Linked DNA regions of Homo sapiens: region 2 is linked to region 1. The links are chromatin loops, found by intact Hi-C in ENCODE. Cell type or tissue: A673. All regions are shown on one strand.

The links. Peaks named below come from ENCODE experiments on the same cell type or tissue, not always from the same donor. Only the 100,000 strongest peaks of a DNase experiment are listed, where the experiment ranks them.
Region 2: it touches region 1 in a loop (8-fold over the local background); 11 of 110 quality-filtered maps call a loop at or near these places.

Annotation. Positions count from the first base shown.
Region 1 is chr6:18,821,762-18,826,761 of GRCh38, forward strand. No RefSeq gene overlaps it. Among named protein-coding and RNA genes, the nearest start is that of TRQ-CTG1-1, 12 kb to the right of the region's middle. In A673, a CTCF peak has its summit at 2,238 (motif pointing left); a DNase peak (open chromatin) is centred at 2,230.
Region 2 is chr6:18,594,505-18,599,504 of GRCh38, forward strand. The region is part of intron 4 of MIR548A1HG (MIR548A1 host gene); the gene reads left to right. Among named protein-coding and RNA genes, the nearest start is that of MIR548A1, 25 kb to the left of the region's middle. In A673, a CTCF peak has its summit at 1,900 (motif pointing right); DNase peaks (open chromatin) are centred at 1,917 and 4,276; H3K27ac peaks cover 4,612 bases.

The DNA.
Region 1 (5,000 bases):
TTACGTGTTCTTGAAGTTCCCATAAATTGACTCAGACAGCATTATTCTTTTCTATGGTGGGTTTTGTTTTCAGATTTATTCCCCAACCAGAGATTTTCCCATGCATGTCATCACTGGGTCTGGGCTTCCCTGGCTCAAGTTCTTCAGAGATCTTACTTCTTCTCCTGCAATGTAGGGTAGAGATTTTTGCCTTCTATATTGAATGCAGATGGGACCCAATTTCCTTTCACAGGCTTTCATACAATCCTCTGTTTTAACCCTTCCACCTACCATGGCTACAGATGTCTCCAATTTCTCAGTTTCTCTGGAACTCTGTTGGTTGAATCGGTCTGCTTCTTATCACTAATAGGTAATCTATTTCTGTTCAACCATTATTTCCCTGAAAATTTGCCCACAATTTTACTTTACATTAAATATGATAGAGAAGAAGGATTTCTGGACAAAGAATTAGACAATGTGGGTATTAGCTGTGGTTCTTCTGTTGACTAGCAAAGTGACCTTGGGCAAATCATGTAGCTACTCTGGTTTGAAATTTGTAGTCCTCTGGTTTGTAACCTTATATTACAGGATAGTGCTAACAGTGAAAGAAACTTGTGACTTATGCAAGGTAACATTGCTACTAAATGGCAAAGAACCCAAGTCTATCTGACTCTATGTACTATGGTAGTGGAATTCAGGATGTTATGGATTTTCTATTGTTGCTGTAATATTGGCTGCTCAGTAAATGAAATATGCTATTTTGAAAAGAACATAGTTGGGATGAGGAAGTTAGACTAGCATATATATTCAAGGATTTTTCTATCACATTAGTCCATAATTTATGAAATTTATGTAACTTTCTTTCTTTCAATGAAAGCTTCTATTTGGTCAGTTCATATGTCCTTAAATTTCATACTTCCAATTACAACTCTTATTGTTTCCTCCACTGAAGCCAAGTCAGTTTACCTGTAATCTCTCACAGACATGTCTATTCTTAAATTCCTGAAGTACTTCTAAAGGTTTATTTAATTTTTTATTTTAATTTTTGTGGGCACATAAGTATATGTGTTTATGGGTTACATGAGATATTTTGATATAGATATTTTGATATTTGATATTTTGATATTCTTATTGTCCTTCCCTTCATACAGTGCATAATAATCACATCAGGGTAAATGGAGTATCTATCACCTCAAGCATTTATCTTTTCTTTGTGTTACTAACAATCCAATTATACTCTTAGTTATTTTAAAATGTACAATAAATTATTATTGACTATAGTCACCCTGTTGTTCTGTCAAATACTAGATCTTATTCAGTCTAACAGTATTTTTGTACCTGGTTAACACAGGTACCCTTGACCCTTCCCAGCTCCTGGTAACCTGCCCTGTGCCACCCCAGGCAGCTGCTCCTTGCATCCTGGGCCCTCTGGCTCCAGCCTCAGCTCAAAGGGCACCAGATACAGCTGGGGCCACTATTCCAAAGGGCACAAGTGGTAAGCCTTGGTGGCTTCCATGTGATGTTAAGCCTGTGGGCATGCAGAGTGCAAAAGTGAAAAAGGCTTGGCAGACACCTGCCTCCTCCTTCACCTTCTTCCTTGATTGTTACCTCCCTGAGGCTTCACCAGAAGCCAAGCTGATGTCAACACCATGCTTCCTGTAAAGCCTGTGGAACTATGAGCCAATTGAACCTCTTTTCTTTATAAATTCCCTAGTCTCAGGTATTTCTTTATAGCAATGCAAGAATGGCCTAATACAGGCCACTCCTAAAAGCAGCCTTTTTTGGGAATATGCAGGGCTTGAAAAATTCAGGTTAGCTGTTTCTTATACAATTTTTTAAAAATGTTCTTGACAATGGTCATTTAAGTTTCAGTGTTCAGGAACTTACTACTTCACAAGTAGCCCAATGCAGTTGTGGGAAGTGCTACCAACCTTATAATTTGTCCACCAGTAACTTTCTAATCTATTATTTATAATGCAAGATGAGAATAAAGTATTTTTAGTGGCCAGAATCAGAGAAGGAAAGACACCATCTTAGTTTAAGAAAATATTCTCTAAAGCAATTTAAGTGTGGAAGGTGAATATGTTCTGCATTTTAAAAAATCTGTAAGAACTGGAAGTTCAGTGAGAAATAACAGGAAAGAGAAGAGGGAGAGGAAGAGTTTATGGGTGGGAGGTTCTTATCCAAGGATTTGGACTAGCACAGGACAATGGTTACTGGGCTGTGCAAGAACCAGTGTTCAACAGCGCCACCGTGTGGCAGCCTTAGAATCACTTGTGGAACAACAGATTAGTTGCAGTTCTCTTTCTTCCCGTGGTACTTGGAAGCAAGAATTAAACCTTTGGGATAGATTGTGTGAACCCAGGTTTGTGAAATGCCATTAAGGGGAGAGAAAGCTAGGAAAGAGTGGACTTTGAGCAGAAGATACTAGACTTCCATTTTTTAGAAAGTAAAAGCGGTTTTACCTTCTCAGTCGTTATGTTGGTGAAGTAAACCACTTTTCAGACATATTCAAGCAATACTTTTTCCATTTCCAAAGCACCTTTACTTAGAATACTCCATTATTCCTATGGTTTTTGTCAAGACATATTTAAGTTTGTCATTGCATGCTTAGATTATAAAAAGTTTGACAAACAACATGCAGATACTGATTCCCCTGTGCTGGACATACACTTCTATTCCCACTCACCACTTCCCAAGATGAAAGCCCATTCTTTTTATGTTTTTTTTTTGTGTCTCATTTATGTTTGAGAATTTTCATTTGTTTGTGTTTAGCATTAGTTCAGTCTCTGTTGTTTTTCTATGTCTTTAAACAAATAATTACACATTATTTTTCTTTTTTTTTTTTTAAACAGGGTCTGTTGGCATTGCCCAGGCTGGAGTGCAGTGGCATGATCTGGGATCATTGCAACTTCTGCCTCCTGGGTTCAAATGATTCTCCAGCCTCAGCCTCCTGAGTACCTGGATCACAGGTGCATGCCACCATGCCCAGCTAAATTTTGTATTTTTTTGTAGAGATGAGGTTTCGCCATGTTGCCTAGACTGGTCTCATACTCTTGAGCTCAAAGTGATCTATCCACTTCGGCCTCCCAAAGTGCTGGGATTACAGACATGAGCCACTGTGCCCAGCCTACACTTATTTAATAATTATAGTAGTTCTATGAGTTGGCAGAATTTTTTTTAACATTTTCAGGTGTGTTTCCTCTGTCACAAAATGAGGGTATGTTGTGTGCTGTTTGATAGAAATGCAATATGAGCTACAAATGCACGCTACATAGGTAGTTTAAATTTTCCTAGTAGCTACAGCTTTACTAAAACAATTTAAAAAGCAGACAGGTGAAATGAATATTGTAATATATTTTCTTTAACCCAGTATATTCAAAATATTATTATTTCAACATGTGCACGAACTAATATAAATATTATTAATGAGACATTAGTTTTCATATTCTTTTACACTAAGTGTATTTTATACTTAAAATATATCTGAATTTGCATTAGCCACATTTCAGATACTCAGTAGCCATAAACAGCTTGTAGCTACTGTCTTGGCCAGTGCAGTTCTAAACAATCGATCTCTAAAGAAAATTAAGATTAATGTTGAACATTTTTTAATCTACTAAACCTCTACACAGCTAATACAGTGCTTTGTGAACTATTCTTATTGTCCTTCCCTTCATACTTTTAACACCTGCACTTAAAAGTGCCTTCCTGTGTTCTGGTTTCTTAAGAGCTCTTTCTTCTTTTTTCTTCTGGGATTATTTACAGTCACACAGTCAAAATTTCATATAGCAAAACCTCCTTTTGCATGCAAGTGACATTCTACTATATGGTCTCCTATCCATGGCACCATTTCTTTTTTTTTTCCGGTAAACTCCCTGAAATAGATAATCTAAAATGTAGGGTACGTGTCTGTCCATTTCATATTAATGAACCAATTCTTCCTTGTTCATCTGTATCTTACCTGTAACGTCCCTCTTGCTCCCTCCATTTTCTGAAAGATGTAATTGTCAGCAAGACAAGCACTTATCAGATGCTCTACTTATAGAAGAAGGAGACTCCAGTAGATACCCTGATAGTAGAAGTGCCCCATTTTTTTATCTTACTTCTGTGCCAGTTTCATAATTTCTATTACAAAAGTGTTATCTTGTAACCTTTATTTGTCTGGGTTAGATGAGAAATCTCTCACAATTATATTAGTTTTCTCCTGTATGCTCAAGGAATTGCTCAGTTGGTGAATTTGAACAGAAGTGTAGAGTCTTTGATATACAAAGTTTTCTTCCTCCTCTTCCTTCCAGATTTGTGACTGTTCAGACATAAGTCACACACCATCAAATATCAGCAGCACATCCCAAATTTCACCTGGAGGCCATAGGAATCTTACCATTTAAATCCCTAATTTTGTAAGATTAGGTCACTTAGGTCCAGAAAGCTGACTTCATGCTCATATACCTGACACTACTGAGACTCTCGACAGTTGTTTGTTAAAATTTAAATTCACTTTGTCAACCTTATAATTTTTATCAGTTGGTAGACACCTAAGACCAAAATCTTGCCTTTAATTTATATCTATATATCTATATCTATATATATAACATTTTGACTTGAAAGTGCCTTGGCATCACCTCTATTTTGCTAGTTCTTCCTTTGCACCATAGTAAACCCTTGATAATGGAAAATGAATGTCACATCTCTTCACTTCCATAATATTTAATTTTATATGAACTTTTTCTTCCCACCTAAACGTTCTTTTCAAAGTCTTGGTTATGTCAGAGTAAAAGTGGTCTTTACAGTGGCCCAGAAAGTACTATGCCATTCCCCATCCTCTGACCTTACCCACTGCCACTCCCCTCCTTACTCAATCAGCTTCAGCTACCCGGGCCTCCCTGCTGTTCTTCAACACACCAAGAACACTTCAGCTTCAGGACATTTGCACTTGGAGTTGCCTTTGCCTGCAATATTCTTCTCATAGATATCTAGATAGCCACTTGGCTTGCTTCATCACATTCTGTCTCTAATCC
Region 2 (5,000 bases), 230 kb before region 1:
AGAGAACTTTCTCCGACTTCTTTCCCCTCAGTATCCTCTGTTCCAAAGTATTTTCATAGTGGAAGGTAGCAGTTCTATACCCTCAAAGTTAAATTTAATTGCTATTTCATAAACTTCCAATGCAATTCTCTTTTCTTCTTTGGAAATAGGGGATCTTTATGGCACAAACCTTTCTAGTGATTAGCAAAATTTCAGTAGTAAATTTACATATAAATAAATTTGATTCAGAAAAGCCATGCACTGCACATAATAAAGTGATTTATAACAGGAAAATCTAAAGAACTAAAACACAGACTCTGCCCTCAAGGAACTCAAGGCAGCAACTATGACAGATACATTTTTAAAAAAGAAACATAGTCCTGTGTCATATGTATACAATATAGCTATTAATAAAGAATATAAAAAATGAAGCATTTAAGAGTCTCACAAGAATATTGTCATAATTAGTGAGATACTGTGGAGACACCTTCATGAAACTGAAGGTCCATTTCTGTTTAATGGGGATATCAATGGTCATTGCATAGTAGGCCTCTTTTATGAAATAAATAAGTTAACAGGGCTAAGGCCTTTAAATACTGGCTGGTACATGTTAAGCTGTCAATATGTGCTAGCTACTTTCAATGGTCATTTCTTGTTGCTATGAGCTATTTCAAAGCTCTTCATAAATAGATGATAATGCCACCATTTCCCAAGTAGGGAGAAAGACTTGGTAATAATAGTTATTCAAACTATATAGAATACGTTGCAATAAAGGATTATGCCACCTAGAACTGTGGAGTTATCACTATTGAGAAAAAGAATTCCGGGTCTTTTTTTTTTCCCCCATTACAACTCAACTAAAAAAAGAGACCCTTAGTGTAAAACATGTAGCCTGCACACAAAAACATGTCTGATTGACTTTCAAAGACTCACATAAATTAAACATCTCTTGGATAACATCAAACCTAACCAGTTAGTTCCCAGGTCTCTATATAAATTGCCACATAACTTTGTGCCAAAATGAATGATGGTGGCTGTGTCTCCTGGATGACCAAAATCAGACTTAAGGAGTGAAAAAATAAACTGAGCACATTCTTTATTGCCACATCAACAAAATGAAACAAAATGATTACTTATTTTTGGGGGGTTATGTTGATGACAGATATTGTAGGCATATCCACTCACTCTCAATTTATTTTTAAACACCCAGCACAGTCGGGGTTACACAGTGAGGAAAAGTCCAGCTGAGTGACCTCGGAACAGTTGCTACCAATGCCAGACATCAATTTCACCCTCTTAGATCAGAATATACCTCTCTTGTTCCTTCCTGAACTAAAAAGCTACCACCTAAAGAACGTAATTATATTGTGGATACAATGATTTGGCATTCATTTCAAAGTTTCTTTTAAAGGAATAGTTTAAAGTGTGTGTGTTACAAAGTGCAGAGCATTGCTCAATGTTGATTTGTCAAACGATGACAATTTAGCCCTTGAAACAAACGTTTCCCAAAATAACAGCATTTGGGAAACTTTGAGCTCTATTTCAGTCCTTTCAGAGAAACTGAGAGGTCTTTCACATTCTGAAGGCAGAACACTGAGTAATAGAAGAAACGAGAAGTCCTCTGTCTCCATCCCTCTGCCTGGGGACCCACTGGACTATTATTAGCATGGGATACAAAATAGATTTGGTAAATATTGGAAAAGTCTTGCCAAGCAGCGTCTCAAAGACATATGGTCTTTTGTAAGTGCCATGATCATTATAAACAAGCAAGATGTTCTAATTAAGGAAAAGTCTTTGTAAGGCAACTTGTTTTACAACTTAGCATTGAGGTTCCAAATTAGATAGGCAAAACTTTGGGGGTTGGGTAACCCCTATTCCTTCTTCCAGGCGGACTCTTTAAGACTGAACCAGAAAGCTGCCATCTCTACTTTGACCACTAGAGGGAGGGCAACTACGTGAAATTGCTCAGCGAGGAGGCGGTTTCTCCAATCCACGCAGTCACCCTTCCCTTCTCTCCTCTGTCTTCCCAACAAATCAACCAGCGGTAGAAAAAGATCTTTAGCTTTTTGAGAGAAGGAGAATGTAGGGAATGTGTTTCATCAATGCATATCAGCCCTCTCTTTCAACTTTAGTTGGGGTTATAGTGTGGGTATTACTTTTTCATTTTTACAAACCTCTCTAAACAAAGTACAGATTTGGTGGAATGAGGGAATAAATGGCCAGTCTTCTGAGTCCTGTCTTGTGGAGTGTGCCTGGATTTTCTACTATAAAATGATCTCTTTTGGGTTGTCATTAATCTTTATAATGATTTCATGGGATAAAGGTTGGACTAGAAGAACTTTGATAACTCTTGCAAGCCCAAAATTCTGATTCTGTATCCTTCAACTGGGGTATGAACTTGTCAAGGGTAAGTAAGTAAGTAAGGGTAAGTAAGTATAAGTAGGTGTTACTTATAACACCTACTGCTAAGGCCAATCCCTTATCAGATGCTCACTAAGGAGTCAATGATTGATGAGACTGGTCGGTTTATATGATTACTTGCCATCTAGAAGCACTCATAAAGAATGGGACATAGTTTTTATGCTCAAGATGTATATTGTCTCAAATTTTTTTTTAACTTGTTGAAGCTTAGGACAGTAGTGGTTAAACAAAATGCTTATAAATAGTACTCCTTTTCTTCTCTCTGTAACCTCCTCCCCTGGTATGTACAAATACATACCCATCACAGGCAATATACCCCACACACCAAATACACACACATGAGCACACACACATTCAGGTTCTAAGGCAAAAATCTTTCCCAAAAGACAGTATGCTAGAAAACAAGCAATTGTGGGGACGATAGTCTTCCTTATCCTCCTAAAGCAATAAGGAGTACAATAAATAAGAAAACAGAACTATTTATGATTCACTACAGAAAGAGGTGTTTGTAAGTCTTTTATAGCACCATATAATTATAATCATAAAAGGCAGAGACTTAGAAATAATTCAGAGATGATAGTGATGTTAGAAATCAGCCCTCCTCTTTGGGTTCTTGTTTCTTTGAGACAGGGTCTTGCTCTCTCACTCAGGCTGAAGTGCAGTGGTGCGACCCTAGTTCACTGCAGCCTCGACTTCCCAGGCTCAAGCAATGCTTCCACCTCAGCCTCCCAAGTAGGTGGGACCACAGGTGTGCACCACCATGCCCTGCTAATTTTTGTGTGTTTAGTAGAGACAGGGTCACACCATGCTGTCCAATATGGTATTGAACTCCTGGGCTCAAGTGATCCTCCTGCTTGGGCCTCCCAAAGTGCGGGGATTATAAGTATGAACCACCACACTGGCCTTTTTTTTTTTTTTTTTTTTTTTTCTTCGAAGCAGTAAACCGATGCTGAGGAGCTACACAGGTAGTTATTGGTGTGTGGGGACCACAATGTAGGTCTTTTTGCTCCAAGTCCATTCTGTTATATTTTGCAGTAGAAATATCTGTGCAAGGCCGGGGGTAGTGGCTCATGCCTGTAATCCCAGCATTTTGGGAGGCCGAGGAGGGCGGATCACGAAGTCAAGAGATCGAGACCATCCTGCCCAACATGGTGAAACCCTGTCTCTATTAAAAATACAAAAATTAGCTGAGTGTGGTGGCGCAAGCCTGTAGTCCCAGCTACTCGGGAGGCTGAGGCAGGAGAATTGCTTGAACCCTGGAGGTAGAGGTTGCAGTGAGCCGAGATGGCGCCAATGCACTCCAGCCTGGTGACGGAGCGAGACTCCATCTCAAAAAAAAAAAAAGATCTGTGCAAGCTGTCCCTAGCATTGAGAAGCTGATCTTTCTATTAGGTTCTGAAAGCCAAACTATATAAGTAACAAGAATCTGGAAAGGAAGTTCAGTTGGAAAATATTGCCAAATAAAAAATGAACTAGGACATAAAAAGTAAGCCTTCCCTAAAGAGAAGAATTCTAATAGGAACAAAAAAATGCCTAAAAATAAACTATGAAATGGCTTTATTGTTACTAATTTAGAGCCATTAGTAACAAACATGTAGACACTAAGTAAATGCATGGTTTATATCTTGCTTTTGATTGAACCACAGGAAGAACTATGAATGAGGACATAGAACAGGCTTGAGGCTGCTGTCTTTAATTTGATACTGCCCCTTTAACATAAAGAATGTAAAAATTATCAAAACCTACCACAGTAATCTGAATACTAATAATAGAGTTGCTGTCTGTGTTTGGTGAGACTACAAATTCAATTAATTCCAATGCTGGTTCCAATAAGCTCTTTATGAGTCTAAAGGGATTATTAACACTGTGAAGTCTGAAAGATTGAATCACAATAACAATTTCTTGCAAGATTTTTGAAGCTTTGAGCAGGCTTGCTTTCATGGAAATAATAATCTGTTAACCTAATGCAGTAGACGGAGCAAGCAGGAGAGAGGGAGCAAAGGAATGAGGGATAAAAGGTGGAGAGGGGAATCACATGTCTCATTCTGATTCATCTGCCAAGTCAAAGTCTGAGCTCAGTGCCAATGTCAGGTTTGTTTGTTTGGTTTTTTTTTTTTTTTTTTTTTTTTGGCTGACCCCAAAAGGATGAGTTTCGTTTAGGATCCATTTTGTAAGACTGGGATATTTGACAAAGACTGAATAAGGCTGGGATCTTTTTGAAGTCCACGTGTGCAACTGTAAATAAACTGACTTGGTCTCTATCTAGGCACCTAGACTGGGCAATGTGTCTAATTGGCAGACATGGTGCTGGTGGTGGTGGCACTAGTGGTGGCAGGGAAGCGTCATTCCATAATCTGGTAGTAGAAAAAAAATAACAAATTATTTGAGAATGCCCTTCAAAAGAAGTAGGAGCTAAGTCTCTACTGGTTTGTTAAGTGATTAATTTAGGTCTAAATATTACATTATCATGGGCAAAATACTTCCACACAGTCAGGGTTCAACACAGTCTTCACTCATTTATGGCTAGAGGCAAACCTCATCCTTAGCCCGAGTCTGTACTTTTGTTTTATTTAAAATACATTCAAGGTTTTCATAAATTC